2 separate regions of the Homo sapiens genome follow, and region 2 is linked to region 1. A link is an interaction called in ENCODE POLR2A ChIA-PET data of the cell type or tissue named here. Cell type or tissue: PC-9. All regions are shown on one strand.

Region 1 (5,000 bases):
AGCTGACTCTTTGTGACCCCAGGCTGTGTCTCCTGGGCTCTTGGCTGAGGTCAGAGTTAAGGTCCCTCTTCTGCAAGAGGTGGCCTGTGCTTGTGGCCGGGCAGCTTCTCAGCCTGCCTCCTGAGCATAAAGAGGCCTGTTTCCACACCGAGCCGCCTCTCTCTGACGGCACTTCCACAACAGAGCTCTCTGCAGAAACCCTGTGTGTCTCCTGCGGGCGTGACTGAGTTAACCCACACCTGCTCGCTGGGGCAAGCTCTTGTCTCCTTGGGCTGAGACCCAGGAGGCTGCGGAAGGGCGCCCTCGAGGTTCCCAGAGGCCTGACTGTATCGAGTCTAAAAGATAGCTTGTGAATCTTGCAAATCTCAATAAAGCTGCTTCAGCCACGCCTTTGAGGTCTTCACCCTTAGGCCAGAGGCCATTTCTCACTTTGAGAACCTGGTACTGGCTTAAAAGACTGTCCTGGGCCCTCTTGATTCCTCCAGATTCTGCAAACTCAACGGCTCCTCACGTGCCTGCCCCCCACCTCCCCGCCCCCAACTTCAGCCTCTGTCTAGACAGGTCCTCGCAGGGCCACGACCTTCCCCGCAGCCAGAGGTGGTGCCACCCCAGCGCTCCGCCTGCCCTCAGCGGGGGTCTCCTTCCCATCCTCCTCCCCAGCCTTCCCACCATCCCCCGTAGACTCCTGGAGGCCCCCAGGTTCTGCGTGACTCCAAAGGTGACAGCACATATTTGGGGTGCTAATCATGGTGGCACCCCATTTCCTGGCACCCACTTCTCACTCGTAAGATGGCTTCTCAGGATGGTGCCTCCCCAGACGCACGGACTCTGGGCCTGTGTAGCCAGTGGCATGAGCTGGAGGTGGCAGACTGTGACTCTGAGACGGCGTCTTAGTAGCCCTGGAACTCCTGCCTCAGCTTTGTGGGATTTGTCCTAGGGGAGGCCAGCTGCCTGCCAAGAAGCTTGATGACCCTGGCAGCCATGCTGTGAGGGGGTCCAAGCTGAGCGTGGAGAGGCTACTCAGAAAGAGATGCTGGACAGCTCCAGCCTGCATTTGCTGCAACCACACTGGAGACCCTAGGCAGGAAGCACCCAGCGCAGCCCAGTCAACTCCAGAGCCCTGAGCACTCACGGTAGATTGCTATTTAGGCCATCAAGCTCCGGGGAGGCTTATTTATTTATTTATTTATTTATTTTTGAGACGGAGTCTTGCTCTTGTTGCCCAGGCTGGAGTGCAATGGTGCAATCTCGGCTCATGGCAACCTCCACCTCCCGGGGAAGTTTATTACGTAGCAGGAGATAACTAAAAGAAAGTGCATTTTGTTACATTTTGTTGGCTGATGGGTACATTGTCAACAAAGCTGTGCCGGGATTGCAGCAGTTTGAGCAGGGAGGGTGTGGGGTGGGACCTACTGCATAAACAGAGATTTTATTAGTGGATAGTTCTCTGAATATAGCCTTGAAACTGTAACCACCCAACGGGTTCTTCTTGCCTGACAGCCGATTTATCAGGACAGGAGAATTGCAATAGAGTCTAGTGCATCCAGAGCCAGCTAGCAGGAGACTGGAGTTTTATTATTACTCAAATCAGCCTCCCTGAAAATTTGGAAACTGGAGTTTTTTAAAAGATAGTTTGGCAGGCAGGGGGCTAGGGAGTGGGGAGTGCTGGCTGGTTGGTCGGGGATGAAATCACAGGGGCTGAAGCTGTCCTCCTGCACCGAGTCGGTTCCTGTGAGGGCCACAGACCGGAAGAGCTAGTTTACCCGTCTGGGTGGTGCCAGCGGAGCCGTCAGAACGCAGGGTCTGAAGAACCTCTCCAGCATCAATCTTAGGTCCTACGGCGGTGACGTCATCCACAGGAGCGGCTGGGAAGGGTCCTGTGGGCCTACGATGGTGACGTCATCTACAGGCGCGGCTGGGGCGGTATCCTGTGGTCTTACTGTGGTGACGTCATCTACAGGAGCGGCTGGGGCGGTGACTTGTGGTCTTACGGCGGTGACGTCATATACAGGAGCGGCTGGGAAGGGTCCTGTGGTCTTACGATGGTGACGTCATCTACAGGCGCGGCTGGGGCGGTGTCCTGTGGTCTTACGGCGGTGACGTCATATACAGGAGCGGCTGGGGAGGAGTCCTGTGGCGTCTGGCTGCGTGAATCCTGAGCCGGAATTCCTAATCCTGCTGTTATTTGTCGGTTTTACAACGGGACTGGTCCCCCCAAGCGAGGAGGGAATCTGTTTTGGGGAGGGGCTGTTATCCTTTTTGTTCCCAACTTAAACTGTAAACTAAGTTCCTGTCAAAGTTAGTTTGGCCCACGCTCAGGAAGCAGCCGGGCGGGTTGGGGTGGAGGCAGGTGGAGCGGGTCAGGTTGGCCTCTGCCACTGTCGTGATTCCTCACTACTACCGTCTTAGCAAAGGCGGTTTCAGAACAGGGAGGGCTGAGGCCAGGAGCACGCCGGTGGCGGAGCCTCTGCGCCTGCTGTTCATTAGCGGATTTTGGAGGAGCCAGGGGAGTGTAGTCCCTTCAGGAGGCGGCGGAGGGAGGTGGGAGGTGTTTGGGGAGCTGGCAGGTGGGCTGGGGCCGAGCTCACAGCCTTCCTTGCAGGGGGAGTGGGGCCTCGGGATCTGAGAGCTCCTCCCCGCGGCCCTTCCCTCCTTTCTTAAGGGCCTAGAGTGGGTGGAGGGTGGTGCTGGCTGGCAGAGTGGGGGTGGGGGCAGCGAATGAGGGGCAAGTGTTTGCGTCCTCTCAGGCCTGGGGGCTAGTGCCACATGGAAGTGAATGCTCTCTGTCAGCAGGTCGGGGTAACTGGCATAACTGCGTTGTAATTACAGGAAAATTGCTCATTAATAACTGTGTTAGCGAGGCAGGGCGGAGGCAGATGGCCAGGGCAGATGCAGTGGGGCTGGGGGTTTCGGGGGTGGGGGTGCTGGGCTGAGCCTGGAGATGGGGGCGGAGCCCTGGGGTGGAGGAGAAGATGGTGTTTGGCTGGGCCCGGGCCAGGAAGTGGTTTTGCAGAGGTGTTTCTGCTAAAACGTTCTCCGTGCCCGGCAGCCAAGGCTGCAGAGTAGGAACTAGGCCTTCTGCTTCTGCTCGCGCGCAAGGCTGCCACACTGAGAGACCGGCGTTGGGCCTGCACCCGGTTCCCCCTTCTGCAGAGGCTCCGGGCCTGCCTGCTGTGGGGCAGATGGTGATAAAGGAGAAATGAGAGAAGCCTCAGAATACCAAACCGATCCCACTACCAACGCGGGGGACTGGGGTGGGGGCGAGGGAAACGCAGCCTTGGCCGGCGGGGGGTGAAAGTGATGTGGGTTGGAGAGAGAAGAGACCCCTCCCCACCCCACAGCGGTTCAGAGACAAGGCGGGAGGAGTGACGGGGGCTTCTGTATGCCTGCAAAACACCCCCATTTGTGCCCCTTTAAAAGATTCTAGTAAAAATATAAATCACGGAGGACTTCTGTTTCTGGCCAAAATGGAGTGAAAAGGACTGGATTCGCTCTCCCATTTGAAAACACAGAAGAGGTGCTTCCGGACATCGGGCACCAGGTTGGAAAGGACGAGAATCCCTGAGAAAGACACAGACAAGGCGGGGCTCACAGTTTCCTAGCCCCGGCCTCCAGCGTTGCTCCAGGCTGCATTCAGGGCGGGGCCCGGTGGAGCCCAGCAGACCCCCTGGGACAGGGGAGACAGAGGGCTCCGGGAGGCCCAGAGGGTTAAAGTTCCCAGGACAGGGCATGGAGGGGAGCGTTCAGAAGAGCCCCAACCCAGCTTGGGAGGAAGCCGCCGGAGGCCAGGGGCAACACTGTCAGAGAGCGTCCGGCCCTACACCAGCAGCCCACAGTGCCCGTCCCCCAGCCTGGAGGCCTCCCGAGGGTGGCGGTGGCATCTCACAAGGGTCTTGCTCCCCAAAGAGGGATAATTAGTGTGGACAAAATGGGCAGAACATTCGGCCCTGACGGCCACTTTAAAATAAGACCTGAGAGGCCAAACCTTTTCCATGTAACTGAACCGCACGCCAGAAAAAGGTGCAGGAATGTTTCCACATAAACACAAACATCCACACCCAACAAAGGCGATGTTAACAATGTCTGCCATCGATTCAAAGATTACATTCGGGGAAGCAGGAAAACCCACCCGTAAGGGGAGGAAAAATCCACTGCGAAATCCTGGTCAGAACTAACACAAGTGTTAGAATCGCCAGACAGACACTGACAGTCATCCTGACTGCATTCCCTGTGTTGAAAGAGCTAAGTAGAAACATAGACCATTTAAAAATATGCAAACCAAACTTCTAGAAATCAAGGCTACAATGGATGGGGTTCACAGACCACACATGGAGGAAAAGGTGAATGATCTTAAAGACAGAGCCAACGATACAGCACCGTATAAAACAGGAAACATAATAGAGTAAGTTAAAAGAGCATCCTGCGTGAGTTGCAGGTTCCAGGGGCCCGGCACCCCCGTGAGTGTAAGAGTACCCCACGCACAACCGTAATACGTATGGGGGTCCCTGAAGAAGAGCCGACCATGGAGACACTGAAAAGATATGAAAAAATCATGACTCCAAAATTTCCAAATCTGACGCCAACTGTGAACTCACAGATGATAGAAGCTCAACAAGCCTCAAGGACATGAAAGGCGAAGAAATGGGACAGAGGCCCATGGAAGCCAGAGTGCCCGGCCAGCCACAGAAGGTCCCTTTCCAGGTCACCGGAGGAAAACACACGCTCTCATTTCTCCTGAGGAGCAACGCGAGTGAACCCACGCAAGGGCAGCGTCGTAAGAAGAAACCTGTCAGCAAGAACATCTCTCAGAGACAAAGGTGGAACGAGTGTCTCCGGAGGTAATGCCTGAAAGAGCAGTGGTGAGCGGACCCGCTGTGGGGCACGGGCGTGTCCTCCCGGCAGGAGCAGCGCAGATGTGGGACGACAGACGCGGAGCCCCCGGAACAGCCACGGCGTGGTGAATTAGATACCTGAGATTTGACAAATGGATGAAGTATCCG
Region 2 (5,000 bases), 150 kb before region 1:
AAGCATAAAATCTGAAGGAAACCTGGAGGTCACAGAGAGGTGGCGTCGGCTGGGTCCGTGCCAGAGCGGCCTTCTGGGAAGCCTGGGGAGGCACAGGCCATGCTGTGGGAGGCGAGGCCAGGGCCAGAGTATCGGGTTTGCTGTCACCTCCCCACACTGCAGGGGCGTCAAATAAAGGGGTGCAAGCCCGTGTGGTCACCGCAGGTAAAAATCGCTCCCTCCCTGTCCCTGGCACGGGCAGTCCTCAGCACATAGGCACCCGCGTCCGGGACGCAAGCCCAGGCCCCTTCCCCTTCCCCAGGCCCTGGCTGAGCTTCCATGGTCACCTCCCCTCCCCTCGGAGGATCCCTGGTTCAGGCCGAGAACTCTTCTGGCCGCTGACTCCCCAGGGCAGCACTGGGCTCTGCGCGGCTGGGGGCGGGTCTCTCTGCCTCGTTCGGTTTCTGATTCCATCTGCCTGACCTTCCCGGAAATGCCTCCATCCCCAGCCCACCCCATCCCTGCCGTTTTCAGCCTGGGCTGCTGTGTATTTGTTTTTGTCTTGTTCCCGAGTCCTTCCCTGGCACGTGGGTCTTCCTTTCCTAACTAATCATAAACGATTTCCATCTCTGTGACTGCCGGACCATCTGAGGCTCCCCCAGGAGAGACCTGCAGGGGCAGGAACACCTGGCCGCGGTCAACTCTGCACAGCCTGAAGTTACATAGTTTTGGCGACTTCCTTAAGAAAAGTCATATGACATTATGAACACAGTGTTAGGCCTAAAACTGAACATACTTACGGTGAAAGACCCAGCACACCATGAGTGTAGGAAGCTCACATAGGCAGCATCACACACAGAATCGGAGGCTCACACAGGCGGCGTCACACACAGAATCGGAGGCTCACACAGGCGGCGTCACACACAGAATCAGAGGCTCACACAGGCGGCGTCACACACAGAATCGGAGGCTCACACAGGCGGCGTCACACACAGAATCGGAGGCTCACACAGGCGGCGTCACACACAGAATCGGAGGCTCACACAGGCGGCGTCACACACAGAATCGGAGGCTCACACAGGCGGCGTCACACACAGAATCGCACAGCACGTTTTTTACCCTAAAGTTCCTGACTGCACAGCCTTGGATCACGTTTACAAAACGGCAATTTGGTAACGTTTTCTATGGGAGAATGGAAAATCAACTTAGTCTTCCCACGGATGGGGCTGAGCGATGTTTTCTGTGGATACAAGTTGCTCAGGTGTGAACCTCCCTGGGCGTGTGTGGGCGACAGACACAGCCTCCATCACGCGATTCCCATAAGAAGTCAAAACAAACCTCCATCCTGATTAGAAGCTGCTGAGAACTGAATTTTCCACGCATACCTCTACCTGTCTGAAGCCGTCCCACACCCCAGTGTCTAGATCCGGAATCTTCAAACAGGATTGCCCAATGCCAGCAGGACACGTCGGAGACACCATCAGGCTCCTACCTTCATGTTGATGTCAGATGGGTGAGCCCAGCACGGGGGCCATCCCTATGTGGGTGAGCTGAGGTTTGCAGGCTGTCCCCACAGAGGTGAGCCAGGGCTCGGGGGCCGACCCCACGGGGGTGAGCCAGGGAGTGGGGGCCGACCCCATGGGGGTGAGCCAGGGAGTGGGGACCGACCCCACGGGGGCGAGCCAGGGCTCGGGGGCCGTCCTCACGGGGGTGACCCAGGGAATGGGGGCCGTCCCCATGGAAGTGAGCCATGGCGCGGGGCCCATTCCCACGGGGGTGAGCCCAGCAACACCAGGGAAAAGCTTCCTCAACTCACCTTCCCCACAGGTAGCTCCCGGCTGCTTGGCGCTCCTCCTCCCGCAGAGATACCGGAAGCACACGGGGGCCGTGCCGAGTAGGGACAGGTCTTGACCCAGTACAGTGAAAAGATCTTATTTTCCCAAACTTCACAGAAACATCAACCGTGTGTTTGTCAGAGTCAGTTGGCGGCAGACGCCACACCAACATGGGGACAGGGGCGTCTACGGTGAGGGGTTGTGCGCTGGTTCCAGGAGGAGCAAAGTGAGCCCAGCAGGCAGCCCCCAGGGTGGATGCAGAAGGGGTTCCCTGCCTGGCGCTCGGGAGACGGTGGGGCCACAGCCACTGATTTGGAGAAGCTCTCTGGGTTGAGGCCGGGGGCCCACAGCGGGGCCAGCAGCACTGTGCGCTAGAGGGAAGCACCTCTGGGTCTACGCGGCCAGGGGAGCCACTGAACCGGGAAGCCCCCGCTGCACCCACCCATGGCAGAGGGGCTGCCGGTGGGCAGTTCCAGAACCATCTATCAGTGTGAGGCTGCCGGCCCCAGGATACCGATGATCCCCCCATCTGTCCAAACCCCTCGAATCCTGTTTGTTGTCATGTTGGGTCAACTTCACTATGAATTTGGAAGTCTAAGAAAATTACAAAACGAAACAACATCGTGAAAGGGCGTCAGACGCCACCGCTTCTGAGTGCGCCTGTCCGTTCCTTCCACATGGGCGCCCTCTCCCGGCCTCTGCCTGGCTGTTCCTTCCGCATGGGCCCCCTCTCCCGGCCGCTGCCTGGCCAGAGTGTGGCCAGGGTCCGCCCCTGCTCCTCAGGGACACAGCCTTGCTGTGGACTGATCGTGTCCTCGCATTCATGGGTTCAGGCCCTGAGCCTCAGCGTGACGGGACTGGAGTGGGGTTCTGGGAGGTGACTGAGGTTTTGATGAGGCCGTGAGGGGCCTTACGAGAAGGGAATTCACGCCCTTGTAATAAGAGGCTCCAGGTGACCATGGTGGTAAACAGTCACGCACTGTGAGAAAAAAGAGACAACAGAGCCGAGCGTGCCAGCTCCCCCTGCCCTGCCATGCCCACCTGCCGGGGGAGGACGCCCTGGGAAGGCAGCTGCCTGCAACCCAGAGGGGGGCCCTCATGGAGCTTGTCCTGCTGGCACCCGGATCTCAATGTCATTATTTTAGCTGCTGGGTGTGTGGTGTTCCGCACGGCAGTCCAAGAAGGCTGAGACGATCCTTGTAGCGAAATCCTGAGAAACCGTTGCTTCCACCCTAACAGTGAGAACAAGCCAGATACGCCGCAACGTGATCGTTGTTATTTTGACCACTCATCCTCAAGTTCTAACAAAATGATAATTTTTAAAAGACAGAACAGAATAGGTAAACATAACCCATCAAACTTGAAAGCATCTGGAAGAAGTGTGGCTCCCAGCACTTCGGGAGGCTGAGGTAGGAGGACTGCTTGAGCCCAGGGGTTTGAGACCACCTTTGGCAACATACCAAGATTCCATCTCTACAAAAAATACAAAACTTAGCTGGGTGTGGTGGTGCATGCTTGTGGTCCCAGCTACTAGGGAGGCTGAGGCAGGAGGATCACTTGAGTCCAGGAGGTCGAGGCTGCAGTGAGCTGTGATTGCATCACTGCCCTCCAGCCTGGGCAACAGAGCAGGAACTTGTCTGAAAAGAAAGGGCCGGGCGTGGTGGCTCATGTCTGTAATCCCAACACTTTGGGAGGCCGAGGTGGGCGGATCACAAGGTCAGGAGATGGAGACCATCCTGGCTAACACAGTGAAACTCCATCTCTACTAAAAATACAAAAACAAAATTAGCTGGGCATGGTGGCGGGCGCCTGTAGTCCCAGCTACTCAGGAGGTTGAGGTGGGAGAATGGTGTGAACCCGGGAGGCAGAGGTTGCAGTGAGCCGAGATCACGCCACTGCACTCCAGCCTGGGCGACAGAAGGAGACTCCATCTCAAAAAAAAAAAAAAAAAAAAAGAACAAGTTGTGTTGGTTTGGTTTTCCGGTTGTTTTTTCTTTTTTCTTTTTCTTTCTTTCTTTCTTTCTTTTTTTTTTTTTTTTGAGACAGAGTCTCGCTCTGTTGCCCAGGCTGGAGTGCAATGGCGCGATCTCGGCTCACTGCAACCTCTGCCTCCTGTGTTCAAGCGATTCTCCTGCCTCAGCCTCCCGAGTAGCTGGGATTACAGGCGCGGGCCACTACGCCCGGCTAATTTTTGCATTTTTTTTCAAGATGAAGCCCCCCCGCACAGTGCTCTAGTCCCCGGAGGGGCCATCAGCTCCAGGGAACGTGTAAAGTGCTTTGTGGCTTTAATAACGCGGTGGGGGAAGGCGGGCGCTTGCTGGTGTGTAATGTCTGCCGGGGGAGATGGAAGTCTGCAATTGCAGGAGGAAACTCGGTCTCCGCACAGCTGCCCAGTGGAGGTTCAGCCGTGAAGGGTCCCGAGAGCCCGCGGTCTGGGCCCAGGTGAGGAAGCGACTGTGAGGGCTGTGGCCACCGTAGGGACGCCAGGAGGCCAGGACCCTCACTCACAGCAGAGGAGGCCAGTCAGCCTGGTCGCTAGGAGGGTTTCTCAGAGCAGGAAGAGCAACAGTGAGGATGCAAACTTGGAAACCTCCTGCATCCTGACTGTGGGTGGAGAGGAGGGGCGCGCGGAGAGGAGCAGGGGCGCGCGGAGAGGAGGGGCGAGCGGAGAGGAGGGGCGCGCGGAGAGGAGGGGCGAGCGGAGAGGAGGGGCGAGCGGAGAGGAGGGGCGCGCGGAGAGGAGCAGGGGCGCGCGGAGAGGAGGGGACGCGCGGAGAGGAGGGGGCGCGCGGAGAGGAGGAGGGGCGCGCGGAGAGGAGGGGGCGCGCGGAGAGGAGGCGGGGCGCGCGGAGAGGAGGGGCGCGCGGAGAGGAGGAGGGGCGCGCGGAGAGGAGGAGGGGCGCGCGGAGAGGAGCAGGGGCGCGCGGAGAGGAGGGGCGCGCGGAGAGGAGGGGCGAGCGGAGAGGAGGAGGGGCGCGCGGAGAGGAGGGGCGCGCGGAGAGGAGGAGGGGCGCGCGGAGAGGAGCAGGGGCGCGCGGAGAGGAGCAGGGGCGCGCGGAGAGGAGGGGCGAGCGGAGAGGAGGGGCGAGCGGAGAGGAGGAGGGGCGCGCGGAGAGGAGGAGGGGCGGGCGGAGAGGAGGGGCGAGCGGAGAGGAGGGGCGAGCGGAGAGGAGGAGGGGCGCGCGG

Evidence for each region. ChIA-PET counts read pairs that join two places held together with the same protein. Peaks named below come from ENCODE experiments on the same cell type or tissue, not always from the same donor. Only the 100,000 strongest peaks of a DNase experiment are listed, where the experiment ranks them.
Region 2: POLR2A ChIA-PET joins it to region 1 with 20 read pairs; 1 of 35 experiments calls an interaction of 5 or more read pairs at or near these places.

What each region holds. Positions count from the first base shown.
Region 1 is chr12:132,443,166-132,448,165 of GRCh38, reverse strand. It overlaps LOC112268102 (a long non-coding RNA gene), which reads right to left. Exons shown (of 2, transcript XR_002957440.2): 2 at 1,160-5,000. Among named protein-coding and RNA genes, the nearest start is that of MUC8, 29 kb to the left of the region's middle. RefSeq lists enhancers at 1,411-2,097, 2,098-2,785, 3,473-4,160. In PC-9, no CTCF peak of the experiment used is centred here; a DNase peak (open chromatin) is centred at 1,975; H3K4me3 peaks cover 1,950 bases; H3K27ac peaks cover 1,256 bases; H3K27me3 peaks cover 456 bases.
Region 2 is chr12:132,598,113-132,603,112 of GRCh38, reverse strand. It overlaps LOC105370094 (a long non-coding RNA gene), which reads right to left. Exons shown (of 3, transcript XR_001749425.2): 2 at 1,796-3,046; 3 at 1,325-1,516. Among named protein-coding and RNA genes, the nearest start is that of LRCOL1, 10 kb to the left of the region's middle. RefSeq lists enhancers at 1,112-1,646, 1,647-2,182. In PC-9, CTCF peaks have their summits at 2,507 (motif pointing left) and 2,511 (motif pointing left); a DNase peak (open chromatin) is centred at 2,492; H3K4me3 peaks cover 670 bases; H3K27me3 peaks cover 2,422 bases.